Linked DNA regions of Homo sapiens: region 2 is linked to region 1. A link is an interaction called in ENCODE POLR2A ChIA-PET data of the cell type or tissue named here. Cell type or tissue: PC-9. All regions are shown on one strand.

Region 1 (4,000 bases):
GACGAGATCGGGCACGTTCAGGGTGGTATGGCCGTAGACCCTTTATCAAGTACTAGTGAGGGTAAAAGCCTGAGTGGAAGCTGGGCCCAAGTCTTGGAAGAGCAGGCCCCCACTGTGGCCCTCACGCTAACCCTACAGGCCGATGTCAGGGCTGAGTTACCTGTGTGGGCGGGCTGTTGTACTTCCTGTCCTGAGGACTCCACATCCTGTGCAAAGAGTCCAAGGAGTTCTCAGACAGTTGCTGGGATTTTCGTCCTGCTCTTCGGCTCTTTAAGTCCACATCCTCATATGGATTCTCCTTGGGCAGATCTCCTGCAGAGGAGGAAGAGTTAGAGAAGGGGGAGAAGGGAAGAAGGAAACACACGAACTCACACACACACAAATAAACAAGCAGAATTCCTGTGAACCAAAGAGAATGGCTTCTGCCTGGCCCCTCAGCTCATGAGTCATGCAGCTGCCCGTCTGCAGTGGGGAGGCTACAAACAGATCCTGGCTCCAAGTCCAGAAGCAGACCCACCCCCCCACCCCCCCCAACCCCCCACCCCCAGCCCAGCTCAGCCTGGCCTCTGCTTTATAAATTCAGGGATTGCACAAGACTGGCTCAGCCACCCCTGCCTGTGCCCAGCCAGAGGACAAAGCCAGCAACAAGAGTCTTTCCTTGGCTCCCTTCCCTCTGCTGCAAACACCCCAGAGATAACACAGTTCAAGGTAGGAAGGGTTTTCAGGTCACATGGCTGTCCCTTCACCCAACTCTCAGGGGATCTCCCTGGGGACCTACTTTGGAGGGTGGGCATGGAGGAACTCACAGAACCGTAGGGAGCAGGGCTTCGCCAGGCCCCCTTCTCACCTACGATGCCGTTCAACAAGTCTTTTAGGGCAGGGTTTTGTGTTGTTCACTGAGGCAACCTCGGAACGGAACAGTGATTAGCAAGGAGGAAGTGTTCAGTAATGATCTGTTCGATGACTCTCCTACTGTAGTGTCTATTCCCTCTACCGCTGATCTCAGCAAAAAGAGAACCATCAACACTCCCCTTTTGGAACAAACTCTCCTGCTGTGACACAGGGGAGGTGTGAAAGGCTTGGAAGGAGTCTGGGCCAAAGGGTGGGGGTGAGGGGAGTTCTTGCTTCTCAGGACTAGTTCTAAAATCTCTGGCAGCGGGCATTGTATTGGCATTACCAGAAAATCTCAGAAAAGTCCAAAACAGAATCCCTGCCCTTGAAGATGTTGAGTGGCACTCCTTTCCACAAGCTGTATCTCCTGCCCCCACCCCTCCAACACACACATTTTCTAAAATAGAGTAACACCATGGGCCGGGTCAGTCCTAGCTCAATCCTGGTGGCAGAATCCGTGGGGTGAACAGGTCCCTGGGGAACTCAGAACACAGCCCTCTCTGCACCCCTTTCCCTATTTTCCTGCTGCAGAGCAGGACTCACTCCAGCACCTCTGCTCAGCAGCAGGATTGAGCCTGGGTGCCACTGAGTCCCACACTTGTTCTACAGATGTCTGAATGTGCCTTACGCCCCAGAGGAACTCAGACCCCACTCCTCAGGAAGCAGGCAGAAGAAGGAGCTGGAGGACGAGGAACAAAGGCTGCTGAGAGTGAAGCTTTCCTAGAGAGGACACGGGAGAAGAGCCAATCCCTATATGCTTGCAGATTCCTCCATTTCCAAAGTGGAGCTCCCTCCACATTGTGGCATCTACTTATGCAGAACCACAACGAATTTAGGAAATGCTCTAACAGAGTTAGGGTGTGGGTGTGAAGGAGGGATTTCAGTGACAGCTAAATAGACTGCAGTGGGAGCAATATAAATCTCTGTAAACTTATGAGTCAAAGATGGGTCACTGGGATTTGGGACTGGATTAAGTGATTCCCAACTCCAAGCAGAGTCCCCAGCAATGGAACAGACCTTTTCCTGTAACACAGTCATGCTATTAAAATGACTTGTCTCCATTCCAGAGCCCTGACTAAGCGGAGCTGGCCCAGCAGCCCTGTCGCAAGAAGCCAAATAGCAAACCCGGCACCCCCTGCATGTTTTCTCCAGCCTACCCCACTGTGGGGCACTTAGGGAGGTGTTGGGGATGGATTCTCTACTTCTTGATCCTTCCCCAACATATGCCCTGCAGGAGTGAGGAGGTGGGGGAACTAAGAAGGGAGAATGCCAGGACACAGTCTTCTGATCCCCTAAAACAGGACCAGAGCATCACTGTCCACATCACGGCAGGGAGAACATTTATGCCAAGCTCAACAAATCGAAACTGCCTTGGACTGCATGATCAGCCAGGGCCTTTATTGTCATCCCCAACCTATAGGAAGCCTTGTCCCAATCCCAGGGGTTTCTCCAAGCCACTGACATTTGGGGTTGAATAATTCTTGTTGTGGTAGACTGTCCTGTCCATTTTTAGGATGTTTAGTGGCAACCTTGGCTTCTATCCACCAGGAGACATTAGCATCTCCTTAGCTATAACAGCCAAAAATGTCTCCAGACACTGCCAGATGCTCTCTGGGACGGACAGAGGGAAGGAGGGAGAGAGAGGGAGGGAGGCAGGAATGGAGGGAGGGAAGAGTGAAGTTGTCCCCCAACTGAGAACCACTGCTTTAGATAGAGCTTTCTAAACTTCCAATGGCTTCTGAGTGTGACATGAGTCCCAAGACTAGCCCTCTTTTTTTTCCATCCTTCCCTCCTTCACCTCACTCCCTCCTTCCTTCCTTCTTTTCCCTACAGTAAGAGCTTTGAATATTGATACAAAATCCAAAGCTCCAAGAAAAAGACATAGGATACTGAGGCCCAGGGAAGTAATAGATGTACAAGCCTGGTGCACATCACTGACAACCCAGGGGAAAACAGCCAGCAACATCAGGTTCTCAAGATAGGTCCTGTCTCTGGAAACTCAATTTCAGGAAGGCCTGCTCCTCCCCAGCCCCTTGTGCCAGCCTCTCTTCTCCAGCAATGTTTAACATCCTGTCTAATGTAACAAAGCCACTAATCAGTTCTCCAGCAAATAGACGGCTGGCTGCAGCCCACACGCTGCCTCCCCAGCCTCAGCTTGGTCCCTTCACTGCCCTAACTCATCTCTCAGCTTCCTGGACCATTCCTGACTGCCCCGGAGGAGCTGTCTCAAATAGATTCTCCCAGTCATCTCTCCAGGTGGACAGGGGACCAGGGGATGGAGATGTACAGAGACAAGTGGACCCTGAGTCCTGGACCACTAAACTGAACCAGCTGAGAGCAAATAAGTATCAAAGGAATGGCTCAGAGTTGGAGGAGACGGTAGGCTGGGAAATGGTGTGCAGAACATCCTAGGGAGGACAGAGCTAAAGGAGCTAAGGCTGAATGGGAGATTCAGCAGGGGCATGAATGGGAGACAGGGAGCCTGGCAGACTGCAAATTTCTACCTGCATTCCTGCCCACACAGCTTTCTTGGGACAGTCCACATGACCCTTGGAGAGGGACGAAGAGGTGGACCCTCTTCCCTGAAGGCCTGGCCCTCAGCAAGCCCAGCTGGAGAAGCCAGAGGTCTCAACCTTTCCCAGCTTGGATGATGAAATAAGGGACAAAAGGCATCACCGAGAATTTCTGCTTTGCACTCTTCTAAAAGGGGATTATCAGAGCCCAAAGGTGTCACACAAATCCTCTTAAAGGAAGAATCCAGCCCCTCTGGGCCCTGCTCCCACTCCTCCCCACAACCTCCCACTCCTCCCTACAACCTCCCACTCCTCTCCACAACCTTTCACTCCTCCCCATAACTCCTTTGGTCTTAACCACACATACAGCACTCCCCCAGCCCCAACCTAACTGGAAAAACCAGTTAGGAAAGGGGTGTGTGTATACGCACAGGCACTGAGAATTTCTCCAAACACAGTCCTAAGCTTCCTGGACCACACCCATTACTAGGGTCCTGGGTCTGCAGCTTCCCTCCCCAACAACCTCCGTCCGGTTCCAACCAGCTGTTTCTCCTGGTTCTCAGCCTTTTTCCCTCTCTCACACAGGACAGAAAGGG
Region 2 (4,000 bases), 850 kb after region 1:
TATGTTTGCTTTAGGTTAATTTTCTCGTTTGTTTGTTTTTAATTGAATCATTATACAGTTCTCCATTATATGTTTTTGTTTGTTTTTTGAGACACAGTCTTGCTCTGTCACCCAAGCTGGAGTGCAGTGGTAAAATCTCAGCTCATTGCAACCTCCGCCTCCAGGGTTCAGGTGATTCTCTCACCTCAGCCCCCCAAGTAGCTGGGATTACAGGCATGCACCACCACACCTGGCTAATTTTTGTATTTTTAGTACGGTCTGGGTTTCACCGTGTTGATCAGGCTGGTCTAGAACTCCTGACCTAAAGTGATCCACCTGCCTTGGCCTCCCAAAGTGCTGGGATTACAGGTGTGAGCCACTGTACCTGGCCCTTTTCTCCATTATCTTATAGACATCTTTTCATTTTGTACATATAGTTCCAGCTCATTATTTTGCAAGCTATAGTTTTTTAGCATTTAACGGAAATTTGGGTGGTTTCCAATATGGAGTATAATAAACAATGCCAATATTTGGTTTTGTAAACTTTCCCCCAGATCTCTCTGTGGCTGATTTTCTCACTCCATTCAGGTTCCTGCTCAAATGCCACTTCCTCAGAAAAGCATTCCTTGATTTCACTATTTTAAACTAGCACTTTCCTCCAACCCTCTACCACTTCTTCATCCCTTACTTTACTTTCTGATATCAATCTTTGTAATTTTTCCTCTTGATTTTAGAGTTTAAAATACATTTGGATTTTATGATGAAACAAAAAAATAAGGTACAAGTCTGACTCCCCCTGGATCCCATTGTCCACATTCACACCATCAAGTTGTGTGCCGGCATACCTGGAAGGATGACTCTAGACATCACACTGCTCAACTAGCCTGGCCTCCCAGCTGGGTCCAGTGTGACCCTGCCTTCATCAAATCTCCCTGTTTCACCCTTCACCTTATGCCCTTCTTACTGGGGTAGGAAGAACCAGGCTTTAAGTCAGCAGCAATAAAGTCTCAGAAGGCTGGGCATGGTGGCTTACACCTGTAATCCCCACATTTTGAGAGGCTGAGGTGGGAGGATCCCTTGGAGTTTGAGACTGGTCTGGGCAACATAGTGAGGCCACGTCTCTACAAAAAAAAATTGTTTTTAAATTAGCCAGGTATGGTGGCATGTGCCTGTAGTCCCAGCTACTCAGGAGGCTGAGGTGGGAAGATTGCTTGGTCCCAGGAGGTTGAGGCTGCAGTGAGCCATGATTGTGCCACTGCACTCCAGCCTGGGTGATGAAGACCCTGTCTCAAAAAAATAATACTAAAATAAAAAATATTGATAGGTCATTGGATGGGTAAATGTAAAATTTTTTTTAAATTTTAAAATTAAAAATAAAGTTTCAGAAATATAGTCTCAGTAATACTAGTTCTATGATTGTATGATGAAGGCATTTTTTAACCTGTGTTTCATTTTCATCTGTGAAATGTGAATAAAAATAACTCTCTTACAGAGTTCCCGTAAAGATTAAATAAGTATGTAAAGCATCTGGGTCAGTGCCTATCATATAGTTGGCACCAAAATATTCTCCCCTCTCCCAGCTCCTGCAAAGGCACCCCAGCTCTTTGCAGCACTTAGGGCCTTTCTCATATTCTGACCTGTATTAAGCAAATGTGCAGCTGGTAGGATAAGATGCTTGAACGTAGTAGACACTCAATAGAGGACTGCCAAGCAGAGTTGATTTCTGTAGTTAGAAACTAGTTCATCCTTACCAGTAATTTTTTTTTTCTTGTATACACTCCCAATCGGCTTATCGGCTTATCATGTCACACACAACTGGTTACTCTCTACCCAACTAGATACTGGATGAGGTCATCTCTCAATCCTGTCTGAGCTGAACAAGGCCTTTTATGGAACTTTAAAGTTGACTCACCACTGAGTCATCAAAACACAGCAATACCTAAACACGCTCCTGTTGCTAACAAAAGACCAGCATGGGATGTCTGTCTTACCTCCTTTCCCTCCCCTAATGAGACACGGCCCCTTGACTCACTGGAGAAGAGTCATCACGTCTTTTGTGCTGCAGTAATCTGAACGAAGCCAGTTTAAATAATCACAATGTGGCCAGCAAACAACTGGCAGTCCCTGTGGTCATTCAGGTCATTTCCTGTGTATGTCACTAACCCAAAAGGAGAGGCAATTAATCAATCACCTGAATATTTAATAAGTGCCTGCATTCTGTTGGGCACTCACAGTTCCCTCTGTTTATGACATTTCTGTGAAGTGAACTTTTCAGTTATTGAAACTCATTAAAAATATAGAGAACAGTGTTGCGGGAAGTCAGGGACCCCAAACGGAGGGACCACATTAGAACAGCAACCTTTGTGCCTCTGTAAAGGAAATAAAAAAAGGAATATTGGAGAAAATGGGACTATTCAGTTCCATTCCAATAGAAAAGAATTATAAAATAGCAAATAGGAAGGGGTTATTTGCTAATGTTTTGGCTAAATGCTTCAGAGAGCTATAATTTTAAAATATCTTGGTTGAGAACTACTCTCTTATCTAGGAATGAAATGGTCAGTGGTATTTTCTCTTGGGAAAAGTCTTGCGTTAGTACCACTGCCTGACCTATTGCAGTGGACTATGAAGTGTTTCAAGATTAGGGGGCCTGTGTAAGGCTGAGAACTGCTGAGATAACTAGGAGTAGGCCTAAGGGCTCCTTTCATAAATAAGGCTGGTTACAGCTGTTTCATACATGAACAGATACAACCTTTAAGTACCCTAGCATGGTCTTTCCTAGCTGGAGACCCCAAGGAAAACCTGAATGAAAATCTTAGATCTTCAGACATTTTATATAGAATCCATACAATTGATATACCCATATCCAAAGGATATAATGATCTACCCTTGATCTATCTTAAATAAATATCAGAACGATGCATGGAAATTGCATGTTAGTAGTCCTTAAAGATTAATTTGGCACGACAAGAAATGTTTATTTTATTAAAATAAATACAAGCTCTTAACTGGTTGTTTTTCCTGGGTTATGCTTCTCAAGTTCTTATTACATAGATACTGTGTTCTGATTTGATCTTCCTAGCTGGTTGTGCATAAACTTGAGCCCATCCATATTAAGTAAATTAATTTTGGGGACATCAGGAGTCACATATTGCAATTACTGACTATAAAGCCATTAACAACTATGAATTTTTCTCAAACAACATTGCTATAATTGAAAGCATACTTATAACTTTTTTTTTTTTCCCCAGACAGGGTGTTGCTCTGTTGCCTAGGCTGGAATGCAGTGATGTGCTCACGGCTCACTGCAGCCTCTACCTCCCAGGCCCAAGCAATCCTCCCACCTCAGCCTCCAGAGCAGCTGGGACCACAGGCGCACCATGCCCGGCTAATTTTTTAAATTTTTTGTAGAGAGGGAGTCTCCCTATGTTGCCCAGGCTGGTCTCAAACTCCTGCGCCCAAGGAATCCTCCTACCTCGGCCTCCCAAAGTGCTGAGATTACAGGCATGAGCCACCATGCCAAGCCAGAAAGCACACTTATATTTATTGAACACTATTCACAAGAGATAATGCTAGTCTCACATTTAATAAACTGAACAATTGGCCAGGCGCGGAGGCTCACGCCTGTAATCCCAGCACTTTGGGAGGCCGAGGCGGGCGGATCACGAGGTCAGGAGATTGAGACCATCCTGGCTAACACGGTGAAACCCTGTCTCTACTAAAAATACAAAAAATTAGCCAGGGATGGTGGCGGGCCCCTGTAGTCCCAGCTACTCGGGAGGCTGAGGCAGGAGAATGGCGTGAACCTGGGAGGCGGAGCTTGCAGTGAGCTGAGCTCGTGCCACTGCACTCCAGCCTGGGCGACAGAGCGAGACTCCGTCTCAAAACAAAAACAAAAACAAAAACACTGAACAATTAGAGAAGAATTGAGTTTGACGGTACTGTACTCTCAGGGTATGCTGATGAACATGCGGTGAAATGGTCAAATAATCACATCCATCAGAGGTTATTAAGGCACGTGATG

What was found. ChIA-PET counts read pairs that join two places held together with the same protein. Peaks named below come from ENCODE experiments on the same cell type or tissue, not always from the same donor. Only the 100,000 strongest peaks of a DNase experiment are listed, where the experiment ranks them.
Region 2: POLR2A ChIA-PET joins it to region 1 with 5 read pairs; 1 of 35 experiments calls an interaction of 5 or more read pairs at or near these places.

Annotation. Positions count from the first base shown.
Region 1 is chr11:8,717,581-8,721,580 of GRCh38, forward strand. It overlaps DENND2B (DENN domain containing 2B), which reads right to left. Exons shown (of 20, transcript NM_213618.2): 5 at 161-312. LOC107984308 (a long non-coding RNA gene) reads left to right here and starts at 604. Exons shown (of 2, transcript XR_001748118.2): 1 at 604-708; 2 at 1,501-1,952. In PC-9, no CTCF peak of the experiment used is centred here; DNase peaks (open chromatin) are centred at 461, 1,931, 3,491, 3,801 and 1 weaker place; H3K4me3 peaks cover 3,247 bases; H3K27ac peaks cover 4,000 bases.
Region 2 is chr11:9,564,271-9,568,270 of GRCh38, forward strand. No RefSeq gene overlaps it. Among named protein-coding and RNA genes, the nearest start is that of WEE1, 7.4 kb to the right of the region's middle. RefSeq lists an enhancer at 1,733-1,842. In PC-9, no CTCF peak of the experiment used is centred here; a DNase peak (open chromatin) is centred at 1,871; H3K4me3 peaks cover 447 bases; H3K27ac peaks cover 3,885 bases.